3 separate regions of the Mus musculus genome follow, and regions 1 and 3 are each linked to region 2. The links are chromatin loops, found by intact Hi-C in ENCODE. Cell type or tissue: heart. All regions are shown on one strand. Region 1 overlaps Atp1a4 (ATPase, Na+/K+ transporting, alpha 4 polypeptide). Region 2 overlaps Dcaf8 (DDB1 and CUL4 associated factor 8). Region 3 overlaps Casq1 (calsequestrin 1).

Evidence for each region. Hi-C counts contacts between places; a loop is a spot of excess contacts. Peaks named below come from ENCODE experiments on the same cell type or tissue, not always from the same donor. Only the 100,000 strongest peaks of a DNase experiment are listed, where the experiment ranks them.
Region 1: a loop joins it to region 2, with 4 times the contacts of the local background. A loop is called at or near these places in 10 of 42 quality-filtered maps.
Region 3: it touches region 2 in a loop (6-fold over the local background); 9 of 42 quality-filtered maps call a loop at or near these places.

The regions. Positions count from the first base shown.
Region 1 is chr1:172,243,042-172,251,041 of GRCm38, reverse strand. Atp1a4 (ATPase, Na+/K+ transporting, alpha 4 polypeptide) reads left to right here. Exons shown (of 23, transcript NM_013734.1): 7 at 39-156; 8 at 4,142-4,410; 9 at 6,010-6,211; 10 at 6,595-6,704; 11 at 6,881-7,015. Among named protein-coding and RNA genes, the nearest start is that of Atp1a4, 11 kb to the left of the region's middle. In heart, CTCF peaks have their summits at 3,145 (motif pointing right) and 7,059 (motif pointing right); no DNase peak of the experiment used is centred here; H3K4me3 peaks cover 1,296 bases; H3K27ac peaks cover 1,905 bases; H3K27me3 peaks cover 1,189 bases.
Region 2 is chr1:172,158,592-172,166,591 of GRCm38, reverse strand. Dcaf8 (DDB1 and CUL4 associated factor 8) reads right to left here. Exons shown (of 14, transcript NM_001357204.1): 3 at 674-744. The coding sequence starts at 725. Among named protein-coding and RNA genes, the nearest start is that of Dcaf8, 15 kb to the right of the region's middle. In heart, a CTCF peak has its summit at 4,420 (motif pointing left); no DNase peak of the experiment used is centred here; H3K27ac peaks cover 1,465 bases.
Region 3 is chr1:172,210,006-172,218,005 of GRCm38, reverse strand. Casq1 (calsequestrin 1) reads left to right here. Exons shown (of 11, transcript NM_009813.2): 2 at 32-116; 3 at 1,112-1,212; 4 at 1,986-2,097; 5 at 2,456-2,529; 6 at 2,864-2,994; 7 at 4,155-4,200; 8 at 4,615-4,669; 9 at 4,878-4,978; 10 at 5,984-6,058; 11 at 7,503-8,000. The coding sequence ends at 7,661. Gm17224 (a long non-coding RNA gene) reads right to left here. Exons shown (of 5, transcript XR_865735.3): 3 at 6,120-6,275; 4 at 4,605-5,552; 5 at 4,320-4,444. Among named protein-coding and RNA genes, the nearest start is that of Casq1, 5.9 kb to the left of the region's middle. In heart, CTCF peaks have their summits at 472 and 674 (motif pointing right); DNase peaks (open chromatin) are centred at 685 and 3,055; H3K4me3 peaks cover 869 bases; H3K27ac peaks cover 2,621 bases.

The DNA.
Region 1 (8,000 bases), 84 kb before region 2:
TCCTATGACTGCCTTTTAACTTCTCCTTCCCATCCCAGGTAGACAATTCCTCCTTGACTGGGGAGTCAGAACCCCAGTCTCGCTGCCCTGATTGCACTCATGAGAACCCTCTGGAGACACGGAATATCATCTTCTTCTCCACTAACTGTGTAGAAGGTGAGTATTGTATATCATCTGCAGCCCAGGCTCAAAAAAAAAAGAGGTGGAAACACATGGCTTTTAAAACCTTCTGTTTTCTAAAGGTTTCGGGGTAGGAAGACAGTATCAAGGTTGGCTTCTCCATCACTCAGGTGCTTAATGACCTCTGGGGGTGGGGATGGGGGGGGGTGGTCAAAGACATCATTTCCAAATTTGTATACTGTTAATAAAAAAACTGCTACCCATCGATTGCTTTTGGACTAAATGACATTAAATGCTTAGCACAAGGTCTATTACACTGTAAGCATCCTGAAGTTGTTGACCATGGTTTGAACTGGTGGAGAAAATAGCACAGAATAGAGGGACATTATCCATCTCTGCCAGGTCACTCTTCTACCTCCTTTTACCTTCCAGAGGAAGCTACCAACACTGCAAGCTTGAATTATCAGAGCTGTCCCTCAAACTCTGCCATTCAAACACTGGCTTTGTCCCTAGGATGAAAGAAAGGCACTCCTGAGCCAGCACTCACATCCTTCTCTCCTTTGCCCTTTGCCCTTAAGGAAACCCAAACATACTCCAGAGTCTACTTGCAAATCATCATTAATGCTTAAGATCAAATGTCTTAGTGTCTGAAGATGGGTGCTTTCTATGGAATATATAAATGTATATAACTGTAGTGTCAAGCACTATAAACAGTTTTTGTTCTGACTCTCACAATGTCACACACAAAACTCTATGAAGTCCATAGAAAGTACACGCTCACCATAGTTTAGAGTATGACCCAACAGAGAAGAGGGAGACTAGAGATTCTAATGAAAGTCTGTCTCCAAAGCCCACGCTCTTGCCTCCACTTCCCACGCTGCTCTACACAGAGTGCTAACGACCTCTCTTCATTAAATCGCTTCATTTGAAAATGTCTTAATAAGAACAATAATGTTCAATATACACTAAGGGAGAACCCAACCAGAAAGAAATTATATCATTTGATGTATACACAATGTATAAAACATAAATATTGAATGTACAGAAAAATACAAATTAGCAAGACTCCTCTTTTTTAAAAAAAATGCTGTATTTTAGCTGTTATGTTTTAGGAGAAAATTTGCTCAGGTTTATCTTTCTGAAGTAGGTTTTTCATCAGCTAAGTCTAGGCTGCTGACAAGCGGGTTAGGCAAGAGTTGGTGAAGGTACTCCAGCTGAGAAACAAGGGTCTATCTGAGAGAAAGGGGGATTTAATAGGAGACAAACAAAATCCTAATGTAGCCAAGAGGGTAGAACTAGCTAGATAGGCTAAGGGATTTTGTTTTGTTTGTTGAAATATCTCAGGTCTTGCTATGTAGCTCTGGCTGTCCTGGAACTTGCTATGTAGACCAGGCTGGCCTTGAACTCACAGAGATCCCTATGCACCAGCTCCAGAGTGCTAAAGTTAAAGAAGTGTTCTACCATGCCTGCCAAGCTAAGTTTTGTACAAGTTGCTACGTAATAGCCTTTGCCTTATACCAGTTTCCCCTTTAACCTTCACCCCAGACCAATTTACAAATTAGTAACACAAATACAGCGTTATCCTGTCCCCAGCCTTCGTTACTATGGTCCTTGATAGGCAGTGGCACAAACCTCTCTCTTTGTGTTCCCATGCTTCCAGGGAACCCGATCTCTCTCTGATGACACATGCAAGGTGTACGAGGGAGGGAACAGTCTGTCCTAAGACACAGGATATTTGCCCTTATCAGTTTTCTTCCGGTTTGATGCTAACCTGCTCCATCTCCAGACACACAGGGAGCATTTATTACATTTAATCATTTCTAGCTAGATATGTGAACAGAATGGATTTAAACGACACGACACTGTAGCCATCTTATCAAAATACAAAATACCCATCTTATCAAAAATACAAAATCCTTTCAGTATCTTTCAGTCATTTTATTACTTTCATAAAGGTTTAGAGAACCTGTCAACCAGTTCAAAGGTTGTCTGCAGTGTGTTTTACATTGTGACCCTTGCCAGAGTCTCCTTCCCCATAATACTGGCCTAATCCATCCAAGAACTCTACTATTAGATTCTTTTTTAAATAGTTTTGTGTATGTGTGTATGTGTGTATGTGTGTGTGTGTGTCTGTCTGTCTGTCTGTGTCTACATATGTGTCCTACATATACTCAGGAGCCCAAGGAAATCAGAAGAGGCAATCCCTCAAACTGCAGTTAGAGACGGCTGTGAGCCACCATGTAGGTTCTCAGAACCAAGTCCAAGTTGCCTGCAAGAACAGTAAATCCTCTTAACCACTGAGCCATCTCTTCAGCTCCATGTGCCTTGGCTGTTGCTGAAGGCAATCTTAGAACTGGAGACCACCAGCTACCCCGCGCCCCTGTGCTAGTGGGATCTGCTCCTACTGAGACACATGTATGATTTTACACTGACTGTTTGATCTTTTATTCACTGGAATAAAGTTGAGTGTCTACCATACATCCAACCGTGTTCTAGGCTTTTTCAGAGATATTTGATTTCACAGTTTTGTGGGTTCTTTGTTGTTTCTCCTCTTCCTCCTCCTCCTCTTCCTCCTCCTCCTCCTCTTCTTCCCCTCCTCCTCCCCCCTCCTTTTCAGCCTCTCAAATACTGGGTTTCTAGGTGTAACTCACAGGATCTGCACTGTGCTTCATCCCATGTTTAATAAGAGGAAGCCATAGTCTTAGGAATCATGGAACTTTATCTTGGGGTGGGGGGAACTACTTGTTTAAAAAGTTGATGGTTCAGCCTTGTGCCCTTCTGCTTCTGAGATGAAAGTTCTTTCCATGGGTTTCTGTCCTTGGTCATTCTCTGACTTGAATGGTAGGAACAACAGGCTCTATGGGGCAGCAGAAAGAATGGTTTTAAACAATCTTGTTTCAAAGTTGTGGGTGAGTGTCCTGTACCATGTGTGAGTAAAGTCAACTACATAGGGCGCAGAGCTGGTGGGGGGAAAGGCCCTGGAAAGGCTCAGGGCACAGGTGTTATGGCTGGTGCCACCCAGCAGAGGTCAGACTAGCTCTAGTCAGAAAAGCAGGGAGGGGGCTCCTCAAATAGTGACACTGAGGACTGGAGAGGTCTTTGTTCTGAGGGAGCACTGTGGGGTGCTTAGCAGCCTGTGGCTTGCACCCTTCCTTTTCCTGTCTGCACAGAACCCCTAGGTCTTACTGTAGGGATTCCCCACCAGTTCCCCATAACTCACTCAGTCAAAGTTTGCCACGAACTACCTCAAAATAGCATCAGATGAGAGCTCAGTCCCATGAGACTCTTCCTACTCCAGTCTCTAGTCCAAGTAATAGGCTGTCATCCATACTTCTGACAGGGTGGCTGTGAACTGCGATTCCCAGGACTTTTTCCTTAAGGCTCTCAGAAGTCAGGGAAGCACGTGGCCTACATTTTGCACTCATTACAGATGATAGGAGACAAGTGAACAGGCAGATGGGAGACACACACAGGGCCTGGGATGTGGGCAGAGATGTGAGGTTTCTGTATCCTGAGTATGCTATCCTCCAGACATCTCCATGTGTTTGCCAGGCTGGAAGCTCTCCAAACACAGTTGTCTTGGCTTTTAATGGATGTTTTATTACATAGACGTGACTGGTTATATCATTTGCCATTGGTAATCAACTCAACCGTCAGCCTCTCTCCCCATCCTGGATGTTGGGTTGTAGAGCTGAAAGCCCACCCTGTAATCCCATAGCTGGTTCCCCTGGCAACCTCCTCATCCAGTGGCTACCCAAGAGCCCAAGAGTTGCCTCATTAAAGCAAAAGGTTCTCTTACCACCTAGGGATTCTATGGAATTTAGAAGCTCTCTGTCTGATATTCCTATCATGCCAGAAACTATAAAGTGTCAGGAACCTACCATGATAAAAAAAAGATTCTCCTAGCAAAACAACCAAAAGATTTTAGAAGTTCAATGTCAGTAACTGGGGTGGTGATACCAGCCCAGGCAATCCTTACTCTACCACAGTAAGGAGTTATAGTGTCTTTCTTCATTCACAGGAACAGCTCGGGGTATTGTGATTGCTACAGGAGACTACACAGTAATGGGCCGGATTGCTTCCCTGACATCAGGCTTGCAAATGGGCAAGACCCCGATTGCCACCGAAATCGAACACTTCATCCATTTGATCACAGCTGTCGCGGTCTTCCTCGGTGTTTCATTTTTTTGGCTCTCGATTATCTTGGGTTACACCTGGCTGGATGCTGTCATTTTCCTTATTGGTATCATTGTGGCCAATGTGCCGGAAGGGCTGCTGGCCACTGTCACTGTGAGTAAACAAGGGTGGGGAGGGGTGACCTCTGAGCAGACAAATGACCCCAGGGAAAGGAAGTGTCCCTACTAACACTTGTTGTTAAGGAACATCTGAAGTGAGGGGTATCCCTGAGATACATAGAAGCGTCAGAAGCAATTTAGTTCCCACGAGCACTGCACTGCCTTCCTCTACCTGTGCCGCTGTGACTACTCTGTCTCCTCCGTGAAAGAGGAAGCAAGATGCAACAGAGAAAGGATCATGCTCCGGTCTCAGGTGCACTGGCTGTGTCGGCCAAAGCACTTAAGATCATCAGGCCTTGTGCATTTGTTAGTTTATAGAGCAAGATTAATTTAGGATTACTGAATTCCACCATAATGGACTTCGAGGCCACTTAAAATCAACCTTTGAGCCAACACTGGATGCCCTCTATAAAAACCCATGGAAGATAACTGTGGTTTGTTTCTGAGGGTGACTGACATAGCTCCTTTGTCTCAGCCCCGTCTTGTTCTTAGCTCACTTTAGTTAAACTGAGCAGAAATATGATTCCCTGTTCCATCCTGGTTTTCCCAACCAGAATAAGCTGGTTCTTTGTGTCCTAATGGCCTAAGCCCTCCACCCCCATGACAACCATCATGACTCCTCAGATTCTCCAAGTAATCCCTTAACCATTCTTCCTATGACACGGTCTTGGCTCTCTGTCTTACTAATAACTTGTTTGGGAAACTTGTTGCTCTAGTTTTGTTTTGTTTTTTTTTTAAGATTTATTTATTTTATGTATGTGAGTACATTGTAGTTCTCCTCAGACACACCAGACAGAAGAGGGCACCAGATCCCATGATAGATGGTTGTGAGCCACCATGTGGTTGCTGGGAATTGAACTCAGGACCTCTAGAAGAGCAGTCAGTGCTCTTAACCACTGAGCCATCGCTCCAGGCAGCATATTCTGGTTTTTCTATAGTCATCTTAAAATAGAAATAAGGATAACATTTAGGGTGTGTTAGGACTAGTTTTAAAATGCTAGGAACTAAGGATATAGTGTAAATAAATTGTAATTCCATAATTGGGATTCTATACTTACCTATTCACAGCACAATAGTTTGTTAATTTTTAAAAACCACCTTAGCTTCCATTTATGATTTTAAAACAAATGTTCTGGTTTAAATGATTTCCCCGGGGGCTTTTCAGTACTGTGACATCCTTTCCCAATGTCATTACCATTCCCTTCTGCCCAAACTTTTCAGACACTATTGGCAAGATGCCCTATCCATACATAGCACTGTATACCACAGTAAAACGTGACCCAGCGATGTGGTCCTTGTAGAGAGCGGATCTGAAAGACAGGGAGTGGTCTGGGATGGAAAAGAGGCTCCTGAATGAAAGATCTAAATGCGTCCCGGGGAAGGAGCCTGTGCTCTGTGACAGACACAGGAGTGAGGCGCACACTGAAAACTCTCGCCATAGACCATTTCCTCAGCATCCCTTACAGAGATCACAGGTGGGATTTCTAAAGACCGGGTTAGAGTAAAAGGGAAATAAAAATAATCAAATTTCCAAAGCAAAACAACCTGACCGGTCTCCACCTCGATTCATTCTTTCCCCTTTCGGTGGCCTTAGGTGTGCCTGACGCTGACCGCCAAGCGCATGGCTCGCAAGAACTGCCTGGTGAAGAACCTGGAGGCCGTGGAGACGCTGGGCTCCACGTCCACCATCTGCTCAGACAAGACGGGCACCCTCACCCAGAACCGCATGACAGTGGCGCATTTGTGGTTTGATAAGACTGTGTATGAGGCCGACACCAGTGAGGAGCAAACCACGGGTAACAAGTGGCCCTGGTAGCCAAGAGCGGAGGATTTGGGGTGGGAAGTTTAGGCGATAGATGACGCCAGATAAACAGGAGAGAGCAGGATCGTGGACAGAAGCGGGAGTGTGGGGGCCATAGGAAATATCACGCCGGGCGATGGTGGCACACGCCTTTTTTTTCTTTTCGGAAAACCAAAAAGAAAGAAAGAGAGAAGAGATACCATCTCTGTGCAGTGTTTAGGTGCGAAGATGAAAGTGAATAACCCCTGCTGCGCGCCTTATGTAGCTGAGAATGAGCTTGGCCCTCCCAGTCCCCCTGACTGACCTCCCCCTCAACGTCTAACCCCTTGTTTTAAACTCCGTGTGTTTATAGCTCTTCCTCTTCTTCTTCTTCCCTAGGGAAAACGTTTCCCAAGTCCTCAGACACCTGGTTTTACCTGGCTCGAATCGCTGGCCTCTGTAACCGGGCCGACTTTAAACCCCATCAGGAGTCTGTTCCCATAGCTAAGGTATCAAGTTGAAGTGGAAAGAGGGCACCTCAGTGACTAGTATCACCTGTCTGTCCCCTTCCAGAAAAGTCTGCTTTTCAGTGGTTTTCTACACATACCCTTCCCTCCCCGTTCTGCCTCTCTGCTTGTCCGGATGGTATACCCCTGGGACTTACTGTACACTCCCATCCTTGCAGCGGGCAACAACAGGGGATGCTTCCGAGTCAGCTCTCCTCAAATTCATTGAGCAGTCTTACAACCCCGTGAGCGAAATGAGGCAGAAAAACCCCAAGGTGGCGGAGATTCCCTTTAACTCCACCAACAAGTATCAGGTACAGAACTGACAAAGGTGGCGGGAGAACGGTGGGGGCCATGGACTCGCCAGTGGGGGGAGCTATGCCTTTGCCTCCAGCTTTGGAGCAGGGCACTCGTTCAGGAGCGCTGGCATCCCAACTAACAGGAAGGCTCACCACAAGGAAAGTGACAAACGCTAAGGAGAGAGAAGTAGGTGATCAAGGGAGAGAGTCTGAGCAGAAGGCTCACCCATGTTGCCTGCAAAGAGAGCACGTCATAAAATGCTAAGATGGGCAGAGGCAGCTGAGGCAGGATACTGGGAGTCTCACACAGCTATTAGTCTAAACCAGTGTCTGCTATGAAATTCGCCAGTGTAGACAGCTTATACCCCCCTTCCCTCCATGAAGTCCCTAGGGCAGCCATCATGAGACAGTTAGGAGTCGAATGCACGTGTGTCATATTTTTCTCTTTTTGTTTGTTTTTTGTTGTTTGTTTTGTTTTGTTTTGTTTCCGAGACTGGTTTCCTTTGCGTAGCCCTGGCTGTCCTGGAACTCACTTCCAGGGTTATATTTTTCACCTTCAAAAACATTGATTCATTATCCAGGTAGGTGAGGGAGAGAGGGTGAGTGATGGTCGGGGATACAAATAAGGAAATCCAAAGAAGCTACGCATGGTGGTTCATATAACCTCCACCTATTACCTCAGCAGCTGAGAGAGGGCTGAGGCAGAAAGATTACTCTAAATTTCAGGTAAATTTGACCTATAGTATGAGAGACCCTGTCTTAAAAAGGAGGAGGAAGAAGAAAAGAGGAAGAGGAGGATGAAAAGGAGGAAGGAAGAAGAGGAAGGAGGAGAAGAAGGAATAGGAGGAAGATGAAGAGGAGGAAGAGGAGGAGCAGTAATAGTCCATGCCTAGGGATGGGGGAGGGGATGAGAATCCAAGCTAACTTCAAAGAGGATTTCAGTAGAAAGTAGAGTCCCCTTGCTGAGGCTGGAGGCAGCCTTAAGCTAGTTTGCTCAGGC
Region 2 (8,000 bases):
TTTTGGCACTAGAAGCTGCACTTCCAGACAGTAACTTCATTTCTTATCATTCTCTGGAACTATTAGCTAACATAGAAACAGACCTCTCAATTTACAGAGGAACCTCAACTTCCCCCAAACTCCCTCCACCTTCCTTTTCTTCTTAGTATTTTGTAAGTCTGCCTGTCTGTAAACTTTCAAAAATCCAAACCACTTGATCTTTTAGAAATGTATCTCTGGGGCTCAAGAGATGGCCCAGCAGTTAAGAGGATGGGCCGCTCTTTCAGAGGACCCAGATTCAATTCCCAGCACCCACCCACATGGTGGTTCACGGCTGTCTGTAACTCCAGTACCAAGGAATCTAATGTCCTATTCTGGCCTCTGCAGGCACCAGGCATGAAAGTGATACACAGACATACATGAAGGCAAAATAACCACACGCATTAGGAAAAAAAAATTTTTAAGAAAAGAAATTTATCTCTGTAATGATTTTCTGAAAATAATCAAATAAAACTTGAAGTAGCGAAAGTGGTAGGCAGTCCAAGATGATTCCTGTATACTCTCCCATACTCCAACAACACACAGAGAGCTCCTTTGTCCCACTAAAATTCAGGTCTCTACTCTCCCTCAGGGAAGGAAGGTGAAAGACTTCAGCTAATAGTAAAGAGAGTTCTACCTGTTTTCAGCCTCTTACCATTAGCTAAATCTGTTCTCCCATCTGTCGTGTTGGGACGTTTATTGGACATCTTAAATATGGTCGCCAGCCTGGATTTGGGAAGAAGAAGAAAGGAAATTAATTAGAAAAGCCCCTGGGAAAGTCAATAAAATAGACAGGAGATTTAACAGTTCATAGACGTTACCACTTCATAAGAACAAATCTTTTTGTATGCACTTAACAAGACTATCCAGCTAACAAAGCCCACCCTGGCTCCCCTGGATGTAATTCCATAAAGCAGCATACTTGTCGGGAGGGCAACTGCCATCTCTTTCCTTCTTTACCGAGGAGAGAAAGGAAGGAACTAAAGCTTCAAACAGTAGGCATACATCTAATAACATGCTGCCAGCTAAGAACTTCAAATGAACACAGAGCTAGTGATCACAGCCCTAGGAATAAGAACCTACTGTAGGGAAGAGACGTGTGTCCACACACTCAGTGAAGCATTTGTTTTCACAAAATGAACACATGAGTCAAGGTTCTGATCTCATTTCACATACAGATCGATAGATAGGAGAAGAATCAAGCTATTGGAAAAAATCCTGATCTTTGGTCGCTCAGATACATAGTATCAAGCAAATATTATAAGCAGAGCCACGTGGTAGTGCATCAGCACCCAGGGGAGGCAGAATCAGGTAGATCTCTGTGAGCTCAAGGCCAGCCTGGTCTACAGAGAGAGCTCCAGGACAGGCTGGGGAGGGCTACACAAAGAAACTCTGTTTCAAAAAAACAAGAAAAAAATTATAAGCAAAGATGGAATTTGAACCCAGGAGTATCTTACCATTAAGAAATAACCTTAAGTCCCGACTTAGGAGACACAGGCAGGCAGATTTTTGTGTGCCAGATTGGCCATACAAGGTGTATAAAAGAGAATTCACATTAAACCATCTCAGCTCATCTTACACAGTAGCAAACATCGCTTCAATGAACTCTACTTATTTTCACCAGACTTACACCTCTGTAGCCAAGTCCGTGTAGGGAACATGTCTTATTTCTTTTATGCTATTATAACTCTCCCACCCTCTCCAAGGCCTTATTGTCACCTCCAGCAAACTCCAAAGAGCAAAGAATAATATGATTCAGGCCAGAGTTTTGTTTAGCCCTTTCAGTGTCTTGAACAAAAGGCAGTGGTAGAAGACAAAGTATGATTATGATCCAAGACTAAGTGCCCAGGCACCGTCCTCCAATCTTTCAACAGCCCTTTCATTCCCCGAACAATTACCATAGGATCCCATCCTTATCTGCTCTCTACTTCTCTCCTTCACTGAAACCTATGCGGTTTCATTTTTAAAAAAGAAAAAAAAATTGTTCTCTGCAGAGACAACTGCCCAAAACTACTGAAGCAGGCCACCATGGGGAAGCAGAAATACTGCAAAAACAAAACCACCACCACCAAGAAAACAAAAAGAAATCCCAGCCCTGAATCTGAGCCAGCAGCTGAGGAGCAATGAGGAAGCACAGCACAACGCAAGGTGTGAACGGTGGGCAGGAACAGGAGCTATGTCTGGAGAGACTATCTTCTTCCTTTCACTTGTTTGAGACAGGGTCTCACTCTGTACCTCAGGCTGGCCTCAAATTCACAGGGGACTCTTCTGCCTAGATCCCCCAAGGCTTGGATAACAGCTGTGAGCCACCATAAATTACTTCTTTTCTCTTTGATATGTCATTTTAAATAAAGACTAATGTATGAGTTTTTTGCCTGTATGTATGAATGAATGAATGAATGTATGTATGTATGTATGTATGTATGTATGTGCACCATGTATGTGCCCCGTGCCTGAGAAGGTCTGATGCTGCTGCTGATTCCCCTGGAAATGGAGTTATGGATGATTTGTGAGCCACCATGTGGATGCTGACAAATGAACCAAGGGCCTCTGTAAGTTGTGTTTAACCTGAGTCATCTCTCCCATGCCATGTAGATGTATTCTGATAACGTATTTCCCACACATCTCTTGGCTTTGTCTCTCAATAGTCACTATATTCTTTAGCATCTCAGTAATTTCCCCACTCTGAATCTACAGTTTAAAAACTAGACTATGTAAAAGTCCTAAGAAATAAGGAAAGTTATTCCATTACTGGTCATAAAGCAAGCCACTGTTATTATGGTAAAGTAAGAGTAGATGACATATTTTTCCACTTCTAGAATTAAACTGTCTACTACATCACATTCTACTCCACTATTATCCATTTCCAGAGGATAAAACAGCAGCTCCCCAAAACCATTCTCATAACTAAATAGCATCAGGAGGTCCAGAATGTGTGGACTTGTTATATTAAAGCTACCTGTTTTCCTATTCTCTATGATGACCTGGCTCTGAGAAGTGGGGAAAATGAGCCATAATGTCCAACTATATCCACAGTGGACAGTATAGTCTTTTAGAAGAGAAAATGGCTTATGGGTCTTAAAAAAAAGGATCTTTTTGAAGTAAAGTTGACAGACCTCATTACTAAACTCAGAACCAGAAAACCCTGTGGATGCTTATGTAAACCACAGCAGATATTTTACATTGTGATATCCAATAAAAGTTAAATTTTAGCAAAATCAGTCTCAGACTAAAAGGAAGACCGCAGACAGTGGCGGTCCACACCTTTAATCCCTGCACTCGGGAGGTGGATCTCTGTGAGTTCAAGCGCAACCTGACCTGGTCTACAAATCAAGTCCAGACAGCCAGGGCTATACAGTGAAATCCTGTCTCGAAAAACAAAAACACAACAACAAAAAAAGGGAGAAGTTCAAGAACTCAGCAGTTAATTTTAAAAAGGTTAATTTTTCTAGAGTGAAGCCAGCAGTCCACTGTACCCTGACAAGCTCGTGACCACCACTGGACCTTGCTTTCTTCATCTGTAAAATAACAGACTGAAAGCTGGACATGGTAGCACATGCCTGTAAACCCAGTGCTTAGGAGGTGAAGGCAGGCCTATGAATTCAAGGTTATCCTCAGACATGTAACAAATTCAAAGGCTACATGAGACCCTGTTCTCAAAAAACAAAGAAGACAGAGTGTATCTAACTAAGTATCCAGATGGCCCACACTGTAAAACATTCTGAGAATTAACATGATCCTCAGTTTCAAATTTTAGAGCATTTCAGATGTTCTTATTATTTATATGAAAACACTAGTAAATCTAGGCTTGAAGTACTGATGAGCAGCAGAGTGCTTGGCCAGCAACTATGAGGCCTGAGCTCAACACCCAATGCTGCAATAACCAACCATCTAAAAAGCCAAAACAGAGAACGCTTCTAGTCCTGACCATTTTAGGCAAGGGATATTCCATCTCTACCTATTCCAGAAATATTATACCTTAGAATTTTATGCTAAAATGTAGCAGAAAGGTGCAGTGAACAAAATGTTATTAATAAACTTCAGTGTAAATTGTGAGCATTTACCCCCAATATGTATGCATGTATAATCAGACTGCATAAAATATTAAGATTCAACAAACATGGAAGCACACATTGGTAATCCCAGCACTTGAGAAGCTGAGGCAAGAGATTTCCAAGAGTTAAAGGCAAACCTGGGTTACACAGAGTAACAGGCAGTCAAAGCTACATAATACAACCCTATCTCTAAAGTGCAAAACAGGAGGGCTGGAGAGATGGGTCACAGCTTCAGAGCACCTGGGGCTCTTTCAGAGGATCCAGGTTCAATTCCCCATCAACAGGAGACACACTAGCTCACAATTGTCTATAACTCTAATTCTAAGGAACAGGATGCCCTCTTCTGGCCTCCACAGGTAACAGTCATGCATGTAATGCACAGGCAGGAAAAACACCCACATACACAATAATAAAAATACATTTTAAAAATGTAGCACAGGCCAGGAAGATAGTAATGTTCTTGACCCCGCACCAAGCTTACAAGTCTGAGTTTGATCCCTGGAATGCATATGGTGGACAACTCCCACAAATTGTCCTCACACTTCCACAATTTCATCATAGCACATACAAAAAAATAAGGAAAATTTAATAACTTTTAAAAGGTGTGTTAATTTTTCTAGAATATATACCAAACAAATATTTCACCATTCTTTTTCTATACACTACTGGATCATCTTATATATCCTTTAATGTGTGTATAAATTCTCATTTTAGGAACTATTTCTCTAGAAAACCAAGAAACTATGGGCTGAGGAGAGGTTTAGTGGGTAAAGTGCTTGCTGCATAAGTGTTAAGAATGTGTTCAAATTCTCAGGCCCCACAGCAAAAGCAAGCTATGGTAGCTCACATCTGTCACGCCAGTGTTCCTAGGAGAATGGGAGTTGGAGACTATGAGAACTCCCAGTAGCTTGAAGCCTAGTTAGCCCAGTGTACACAGTTGCAAACAACAAAGACCCTATGCAGACAAGGTGGAAGGCGAGGAAGCCACCTGAGGTTGCTTGCCTCTGCCCACAACAAATGATGTGGCATATGTGTTCGTTCTCTCTCTCTCTCTCTCTCTCTGTCTGTCTCTCTCTCACACACACACACAAATTATGACAATAATACAACTACTTTTGAGAGAAGCTATGATTCTCCTAAGTTTCAGTCAAAATGAAACATAACCAACTCAACTCTAGTGTAGAAGCTACAGTGACCGCCTGCAATTCTTATATTGAAAACATTTCTGATGTGACAGCATTTAGAGATGGAATCTTTAGAATACAATCAGTTTTAGATGAGGTCATAAAAATGGCTATCCTTGTGATGGGATCTGTGACACTGTAAGTGACAGGTTTTTTTATTTCTCCCTTCTCTCTGGCATGTGAGGGCATGATGAGGAGGCAGATACATATAAGCAAGAGGACATCCATGACCAGAAACCATGCATAATGGTGTTCTTAGACTTTACCCTTTAGAATTGTAAGAAATAAAGTTCTGTTGTTTAAGCCAGCAGGCATTAGAATTTTGGCATAGCAGCCTGAGCCATTTTAAGACACTGTCTAAACTAGAGCAGGCAGAGATGCTACAACTGTGCCGTACAACTTAAACACCATAACCACTGCAGAATCTCCTCCATTCACCAACAAAATAACTATCATTGAGTCAAGCCCAAACCATCATTTTCATTTTTCAATGTTTTACATAACCCAAAACTCCACTGTTTCCACTGTGATCAATTAACATGTCAAATCTGGTCCAGAACAAACCATTCTGAGCTGAGAGAGCTGATGAGGTCACTGTCTCAGGTAGTTGGAGGAGTTTAGATTAGCTCTACTGCCTATACTCTAAAAATAACCATGACTCCTGCCAAAGTGAAGGTTAAAGAGTAAACTGTTTGAGCATGAGGGTGGGGGTGGGGTATTATTTCAAGTTCATTAGTAAATCCCAGCCATCTAGTTTGTTTTAATAATAACAACACCTTAAATTTTTAGTTAACTATATGACAGAATAATAACTAAAAATCATGCAAAAAAACCCTGAGAATCTCTTACTTAAAAACTGTTGGGGCACACATACCTTTAGCCCCAGCACTCAAGAAGCAGAGGCAGGTAGACCCTCTATAAATTTGAGGTCACCCTGGTCAATAGAGTGAGTTCCAGGACAGCTAGGGCTACACAGAGAAACTCTGGTTCAAGAAAATCAAACAAACAAAACAAAAAAATAAAAAAATAAAAAATAAAAAGGAAAAGAAAGAAAAGAAAAGAAAAGAAAAAAAAAAGTCAGGGCCTCCCTGATGCTAAAAGATCTGTGTAACAAACTGCACGTGCTAGACTTCGGGATATCATAATGTAAACAACCTCAAGCCCTCAGCTGTATAAGTCACAAGCTAGAAACGCGGTGTAGCATGCAGATGGATGCCAGGCCACATGCTTAGCAACAAAAAGCTGTAGGTTCTATCCCTAACATCCCTAAAAGTAAATAAATCAAAGAATTTGCACAACTTCACAAAGAAAACACTGGAGATAATCTTTATAAACTTTATGATTAGGTAACTATTTCTTAGGATAGGAAACAATCACAAAGTTTTAAAATAAATAGTTGGAGTTATCACCAAAATTGAAAGTGTCTCCAAAAGACTAGACAATGAAAAGATAAACTATAGAGTGTTAAAGAGATATCTATGAAACAAACAGACGGCAAAGGACAGCAACCTAAATGTATTCAACAGCCTGCAAAGCCCAGTAGATGGGCCATACCTTTATCACCAAGAAGGCAGACCTCAGGAAGTCAAGGCTGGCCTGGCCTAAATAGCAGGTTCCAGGCCAGCCAGTGCCTCAGAGTGGCAACAAACAAAAAATTCCACACAAAAAAACTTATTACAACATATAATGATCATTTTAGAAAGATTTTCAACATGATCAGTAATTAGGGAAATAAACTAAAACCACTATCAGACTACTCTAACTATCTTCAGAATGGTTAAAAAACTTGAATAAGGAAATTTTACTTTATATCAAATACAGACAAGACAAATTAACTAGAAGTTTCATATACTGTTAGTTGAAATATCAGATAGTACAGTCTATTTGTAAAAAACATTTTGGCAACTTCTTAAATAAAATATAAATTTATCACATAATCCAAGAGTCTTATCATCTAGGCATTAACCCTACCTCCAAAACTAAAAATGTCTGTCCACAGAATAGCAAACCCTACAGCTGTATGCTTCAGTAGTATCTAGATGCATTTAAAACACTAAAAATAATTAAATGTTCCTCCCCTGCGTCAGAGATGAACATACTGAAGTATGTCCACACAGGCAGACTACTAAGACACAAGAAGCAGGAATGAGCTAACTGTGACAAACTGCAACAGGGATGGAGCTTGGTGTGTCATGCTATGGGTAAGAAACTCAACTCAAAATATCAAATGCTACTGGGTTACCACAGGATCCCATCTGTGGTACTTTCTGTAAAAGATGAAACTGTCAGACAGACATCACCTGCCTCAATGTTCGACAGCGGCAGTGAAAGAGAATGTAACTGATCACAAAGCACAGAGACGCTTCAAAAGTAATGGTGACATAATGTTCTATGTCTCAAATGCAATGCTGTTCTAGAAATGCCTGTGTTTGTCAGAATAGGCAACCTAAAAACATAAATTTTACTATATGTAAATTACACTTCAATAAATATAGTATATAAAAAGTAGGTAAAGGAGTGAAGAAAACAAGTCACGGAAATTGCTACACAACAGATAATCCCTAATGATTAAGCACATTCGATTTGAAGCTGGTAAGCTATCACAGAGGTTAAAAGAACACAATGCTCTTGCGGATCACAGTTTAGTTCCCAGAATCCACACTGGGTGGCTGACAACCACCTATAACTCCAACTACTGTGGGATCCAAGGTCTCTGGCCTTTATGGACACCTACACTACCCAT
Region 3 (8,000 bases), 51 kb before region 2:
GGGCTAATTTAATTCTGACTCCTTCTTCCAGTTAGCAGCCCAAGTCTTAGAAGACAAGGGTGTTGGCTTTGGCCTGGTGGACTCAGAGAAGGATGCAGCTGTGGCCAAGAAACTAGGTAAGGGAGGGCAAGGAAGCAGGTTATGGAAGACTGGAGAGGCCCAGGTGGGGGTTTGGGGGAGATTTGAGAGCTGCACATCTATTTAGAGTGGGCCGGGGCATTTGAGATTAGGGGCTATTCTGTATAGAGTCCTGCGCCCCACTCCCTGGATGAGGTGGAACGGTGGGGTGGTAACCTTTCTGCTCATCTAGAAAATAAGACTGGGTAGGGACATGGGCATGGTGGCTCATACTTGTGATACTTGTATTTGAGAGGATGAGGCAGGAGGATTGTGGATTCAAAGCTTCCTGGGCTACATAGTGAAATTCTAAAACAAAACAAAACAAAAGCATGTATGCTAACCTAAAAAAAAAAATGTAGTTAAAAAAAAAAAAAAAAAAAAGAACACAGCTAGGTGTTGGAAAGGAAGGTGAAACCAAGAAATACAGGCATAGCCAGAGAGCCCTTCTGCAAAGTGCTTTTTTGGCTCCTCCCCTCCCCCCTCCCTTCTCCCTTCCCCCTCGGCTTCCTCCCTTTCTCTTAGCAGAGCCCAGATATTACACCACCCGGCCACCAGGCGGCAGCAGAGGCTGGACACCGGATGTGGATGGGGGAAGGGTAGTTAGCAACAAGTCATCTGGACAGCAATAGCAAAGATTCAGCCACTAGATACTTCAGAGTCGCTGGCAGGAATATTTGTCCCTGGCTGTGTAGGCAGAGCAAGGGAGCTGTGTTGCTAGAATCTGAATCTTCCCAGTTTCCTCCCCTCAAACCCTACCGATCCCCACCCGGGCAGGCCCCAGCTTCTGCCTAGCTTTAGCTCCTGAACTAATTTGGGAATGAAGGGTTTAAGGGTTTGTTGAAGGTAGATGGGGCGGGGCAGGAGTAGGGGGAAGGGATGGAGAGGTGGAGGATGAGTCTGCAGGGATTAACAAGTGGGCTGTGACCAGATTAGACTCGGGTTTCTGGGAAGGTTGTCTTCCTCACTCACCTTCCCACCATGCGTTTCCTAGGACTAACTGAAGAAGACAGCGTTTATGTGTTCAAAGGAGATGAAGTCATTGAATATGACGGCGAGTTTTCTGCAGACACTCTGGTGGAGTTTCTGCTTGATGTGAGGGTTCCCCTGAGCCTCATAGCCTTGAAGTTTCCAATGCCCCTCGGTCCTTACTAATCAACCCTACACTCCTAAACACACACACACACACACACACACACACACACACACACACACACACACTCACACACCAGGCATACATACACTATACCAGTTTCCCACATACCACGTGCAACATGTAACAGATATCACATACATATATCATATAGATCAGACACAATGTACACAAAACATATGCATATCACATATATAGGCCCCTATATGTGTGTGTGTGTGTGTGTATATACACATATATATACATATATATATGTGTGTGTGTGTGTATAAAGCACATCATATATATGTGCCACATATACCAGATATAAAACATACATACAATGCATTCTCATGCACACACATGACATACAGCATACATATAGCAATAAAACATGTAATATACAATTTATATTATATATATATGTGTGTATATATATGTGTGTGTATATATATATATATATATATATATATACACCATACACATCAGAACCACAAATAAATCACACATACAACAACATATCACAAACATATACCCCATGCCAAGCAGAAGATACAGAACATGCGTATCACACACACTGCACAACACTCAGACTACACACATACACCATTAACAGGCCACATATCCACCCTATACAAGCATCTCCTATTCTAGTTCCCTGTCTTTCCCCTGTATCTTTCTCTGGGGCCTGTCAGGGACAAAAGGAATGGTGGTCTCAATATTCTTTTTCTCCCAGGTCCTAGAAGACCCTGTAGAGTTGATTGAAGGTGAACGAGAGCTGCAGGCATTTGAGAATATTGAAGATGAAATCAAACTCATTGGCTACTTCAAGAGCAAAGACTCAGAGCGTGGGTAACAGCTCTTTCTGACCCACCTATCCTCCTTGCCTCCCTACTTTGGCCAGTGGCCAAGCATCTCTGGTTCTGACCTCCTAGGCCCCCTTCTTCCTTCTGCACGGTCAGCTCCATCATCTGTCCCTGCACTCTGGGGCATTCCCAAACACCCCCAGCATTCCGCTGCTTCCTCTACAATTCTATTGTATTTTATTCTCAGAGAGCTAGAGTTAGAGAGCTAAAGGGGATGGGTCTCTTCCTGGGACCCACATGTCAAGGAAGACCTGCAGAGAAGATTCCCCTTGGTGGTGGGGGGGAGTGATTCTTTGGCAGACCCTGAACATGACTGTGACTGTCCCTTCCTCCCCCTCAGATTACAAAGCCTACGAGGACGCAGCTGAAGAGTTCCATCCCTACATCCCTTTCTTCGCTACCTTCGACAGCAAGGTTCTCTTCCCTGTGGCTACACTGGCTCTCCCTACACTCTTAAGCTTCCCTCAGCCTACCCTACCAAAATTGATGGGATCTTGGCACCATTTTTCATGCTGGTATTCCCCACCCCAGACTCATGTTCCTTCTCCTATAGAATTGAAGGGAAGGTGGACATTAGACTGTCTAACCCACCTTTATTGTGTTAAACGATGCCCAGAGGAGTGAAGACACTTACCCAGTGACCCAGAGCCACATTTTCTGACTCCTTTTCTGCAACTAGTTCCTTTACACTGTTTCTCACTCAGCTCCCGCTTCTCCTGCTCCATAACTCTTGTCTACTTCCTCAAAGGTGGCAAAGAAGCTGACTCTGAAGTTGAATGAGATTGATTTCTACGAGGCCTTCATGGAAGAGCCTATGACCATCCCAGACAAGCCCAACAGTGAAGAGGAGATTGTCAGCTTCGTGGAGGAGCACAGGAGGTGGGGATTGGCCAAGGTTCCTCCCAGGGCTAGCACATCAGTTTGTGAAGTGGGCTGGGAAGCAAGCCAACCTGGAAGCTACACTGCCCTGGAGATGAATATGCTTGCAGACGTTGGTGTTCACTGATATACCAGTAGGTTCTGTGTTGTATTTCATACCCCAGCACTAAGCTCTGAGCCCTACACAGAGAAAGTCCTCTGTAAATGTGTGTGGACTGAGGGGCTTCTTAGGGAGTGTCAGCCAATGAGTAGAGTACCTGTGTTCGGACCAGGAACTGGGAGGTACCTTCTCTCTATTACTGAAGTTAATTTCTTTAGCATCCTCAGTGAAAGTGGCTCCAGGGGGAAGAATCAGAACTGGGATTCAAGCTTGAACTCAGTCCCTTCTCCTTTGTCATTCTTGACACTAGCAGTTGTCAACGGAGGCACAGGGAGCGGCCTGCGGGGCAAGGGTTTTTGCCTTCCAGTGGCTGTTAGGCAAGGTTTCCAGGACATTTTTGGCTGTGAGGAGTGCTGCTGGTATTCAGTAATTAGAGGCCAGAGATACTATTAACCATCCTCCAGTGCGCACGACGCCCCCTCCCTCGACGTCTGCAGTGCTGATGCGAAGAAACCCTGCCCTATACTCACACAAGTCTCTTCCTTCATGTGACTCCACAACTAGAAATACCCACTCATCAGTCTAAATACTACTTACTCTCGCCCACTAGATTTTGGCCTCTTTCACTGGGGCACAACATACCAACATGGTTTAATCAATACCTAACTCAGTCCTCATAACCTATACCCGCCCCCAACCCTTTCCTGTACTGGGAAGGGAACCCAGGGCCTGGCATACAGGAGGCATGGAATTTTATTTCGAGCCCAGGCTGTCAGCTTTACTAAATGAGTGAATGAAAAAGTAAATGACTCTGCTGATATCCAGTTCTTACCTTTGCCCCCAGCGTCTCTCTTCCAGCCATCCCCTTCCCACTAACCATTGTTTTGCAGCCGTGCCATGTTCTGGGCCTGATGCCCAGAGCTTAGATTTGCTAACTGGCTTTGTTCTGGGCTACAAGCTGTTTATGCCCTAGGCCTGACCCAGAGGTGGCTTCAGCTGTGGGGACCTTCTGGAGGGAGGTGTCCCCACCCACTGAATAGGGACCCTCTGTCTCTCCTAGATCAACCCTGAGGAAACTGAAGCCTGAGAGTATGTACGAGACTTGGGTGAGTGATGACCAGGACCAGGCCCTTGGGGAGCAGGAGTGGGTAAAGACCCGGATCTTAGAAACGGCTGTCCCTGCTCCTCCCTGTGCCCTTAGCTAGGAAGAAAGCCGTGTCTCAGCCAAGGGGCACGTGGGTTGGTTTTTATTTGTTTTGTTTCTGTACCGAAGACCATGTCAGGTCTCAAGTGACAGGCATGACAATGAACATGACAAGGCTGACTCAAACTCTGGAGCTGACAGGATCCCTAGAGCAGAAAGGATGCCATTAGAAAAGTCACCACCGTGAAAACATAAGCTGCCATTCCAGGAGTCAGATTCAAGCAACGGGCAAGGGGTTGGACGGGAGGACAGTAAGGTCTCCCCCACCACCCCCATCCCCAGCTCTAACCCTGCTCCCCTCCTCACCCTCCAACAGGAGGATGACCTGGATGGAATCCACATTGTCGCCTTTGCAGAGGAAGCAGATCCCGGTGAGGAGAGGACACTGGAGCGGCCTGGGGGAAGGGGGTGTATTTGTTGGATCGTAGGCCTCACATGGAAGGCATTCCTGGGAGTTTGCAAGCAGCCTAGGGCTTGAAAGGTGTTGGTGTCGTAGGAGGTAGGGAAATAGGTCTGGACTCATTTCCTGTGTCCCTTTCCTGTCTGTTCCTCCTCACTTTTACTTCTGCTCCCTCCAAGATGGCTATGAGTTCTTAGAGACTCTCAAGGCTGTGGCCCAAGACAACACTGAGAACCCCGACCTCAGTATCATCTGGATTGATCCTGATGACTTCCCGCTGGTAAGAGGCTCTGCTCAAACTGTGTGGTCCTAAGGTGGGGACTTGGGCTGGGGCTCCTTCTTTGTTTCAGAATTCCTCTCCCCACTTCCTAGCTGGGGATCCAGGAAGTATGCCTGCTGCATGCTCACGAGCACCGCAGACACAGAGCATGGGCATCCTGAGCAAAGGGGGGAAGGGGATGGGAAGTGAACTGCATGGGATATGAGATGTGATTCCCGGAGCAGAGGCAGACAGGCAATGTACCAAAGCTGAAAAGCAGTGCTCTGGTGAGAGGCTGAGCACAACACTGCACACAAACGTATACTCAGAGAATCAGCAGATTCCACGTTCCAAGAGATGGCTCTGTTTTCAGCTGAATCCCCAATTTCTCAGGTTTACTGTTGAATGAGCAAACAGGAATGTGGCAAACACTGATGAGTGCCAGGTATAAATACTTATGTTAAGAGATGTAGGAACTGAGCTGGAGAAATGGCTCAGAGATTAGCTGCTCTTCCAGAGGACTTGAGCTCAGTTCTTGGCACCCACGTCTGGTGGCTGTTTCAGCTACAGGGGAGCCATCACCCTCTTCTGGCCTCTGAAGGTATGCATACACATGGTAAACATTCATACATACATAAGTAAAAATAATAAAAATAATCTTATAGATAGATAGACAGACAGACAGACAGACAGACAGACAGACAGATATAGATATGCAGGAACTGAGGACTTTTTAGAGATGTGAATAGCTCAAAGGTACAAGGCCAGTCATAATCAGACTCGGGAACAAAGGAGGGGCTCTGTGCTTCTCCTCAGAAGGGAGAGGCTGCCTTCCTCATTCTTTTCCACTGGGGTTTCTCTTTCACTGATCATCTTTACCTACAACCCAGTGTCTGGTTGCTGGCTGTCCCTCCATGCACTGCCAGCTCCTCTTGCCTCCTCTCATCCCTGGGCTGGCTCTCATCCTCTTATGGACTCGTGTGCTCCTAACCTCTATTAAACTCATGTGTTTGGTTCTCTCTACAGCTGGTCCCGTACTGGGAGAAGACCTTTGACATTGACCTGTCAGCTCCACAAATAGGAGTTGTCAATGTTACAGACGTGAGTTTCCTGTTCTTCATTCACACCTAAGTATCAGGTCATCTCCAACCCAAGTACTAACCAGATTGGACAGGACTGGGTGAGGTTAGGGTGCTGTGACCTCGAGCTGAGCACCAGTGCTTCTCTGTACTGTTAGTTCTCTCAGTATAGTTAGTTCTCTGACTGTCAAGGAAACGAGCACTGTCCAGAAGCAGGAGACATCGGTCCAAGGCTAGACCTGTGGGGTGGGAATGCATGATCTGAGCACGTGCATCATCCACTCACAGGATCCACCTGCCCATTCTTCAGAGTCCAGTCCAACCTTATGGTCCTCCACTGTGTTTTCTTTCAAGTATTTCCCCTATGCCCACCCCCACCCCCACCCCCGCCCCTGAGAGCTCACTGGCATAGAGAACTTGCCTTGGAGCATCCTATCTCTTCTAGTAGATTTTGAACATTTTGAAGGCAGAAATCTTCTGGTGAGCACATAGTAGGTGCTTATTTGTTGAGTTGAACTGAGTAGTGCAGCTTTTGATTTCATAGTATTCGCAGGCTAATGGAGTAGGCAAGTATTTCATTAATTATAAGGCGGGCTTTGGTAAATTTTATAGTAAATAAAACGGCAGCAAAGTAGCGCTTTCTGCTTGAGGGACTGGGAGTAGCGTTAACGATGGAGACCATGGAGTGTATGAGATTTCAATAAGGGACAAATACAAATCTCCAAACTGAGGGGGAAGGGTGATCATCAAAGGTCAGAGGCAAAGCCAGGCACGGTGGCACACACACTGGAAAGGCAGAGGCTAGACTACCACTGTGAGTTCAAAGCCAGCCTGAGCTACATAGCAAATATGAGAGGTCAGCCAGCCAAGGCTATAAAGCAAGAGCACATGCTGGCCTTGAACTCAAAAGATCTCCCTACCTTTACCTCTGTCTCCAGAGTACTGGGATTAAAGGTGTGAGCCATCAAGAGCACACCCTAAAAATAAATAAATAAATAAATAAGAACAAAGACAGCAAAAAAGTGAAATCAGGCTTGGGAACAGACAGGTATTTAAAAAAAAATACACTTTCAGAGTTTAGAAATCACTAAAGCTGGTACTAGAAACTCATTTGCTTGAAAATCTGTGAATGTTAAGAGTTTCTGCTTGGCTGTGTTGGCCATAAGGAGGTACCACTGCTTTTCCATCGTGGATGTGGGAGAGAGGGATGGCTGGTTCCAGGAGCTCAGTGCAGCAACAGTAAGGAAGACAGACAGGAAGCAGGGAGGGGGCTCTAGCCAATGCCTTTTCTTCCCACTCACATCTATCACCATTCTAACGCCGATCTTCACCGGGATAGTTTTTCTCACCACTGAAGGATGCAAGGAAGGGAATGTACAGTAAGGGGGGGCTACGGGGTGTGTGTGTGTGGCAGGTCCAGCTCTGTGTTATGTTCGCTTCCATCCCCTCCCTGTGCCGTGACCTAGGCCGACAGCATATGGATGGAGATGGATAACGAGGAGGACCTGCCTTCTGCTGATGAGCTGGAGGACTGGCTGGAGGACGTGCTGGAGGGCGAGATCAACACAGAGGATGACGACGACGATGACGACGATGACGATGACGATGATGATGACGACGACTAGATGACGAGTGGCCGTGGCAGCCGAGTACCAGCCCCACTTGCTCCTTACTTGTTGTACCTTTCTGCCATCTGTGCCCTTCCCTGGGCTCCTTGGGACACTAGGTCATTCTCTACTACAGGGCCAACTGTGGTCTGCATACAGGGTGCTTGAGGTCCTGGTCTCCCTCTCCGAGGAGAAAAGGAGCTGCTTTTTCTTAGATCCCAGCCCAGTTCTCTCATCTGACTTGCTTCTTCCCCCATACCTTATCTGTTTCTCTTCCCGCCACTCCCCATACTTAACGGTTTGCAAACTCTTCTCTATCCCATTTCTCAAATCTTAAACCTCTCTCACTGTCCTGAC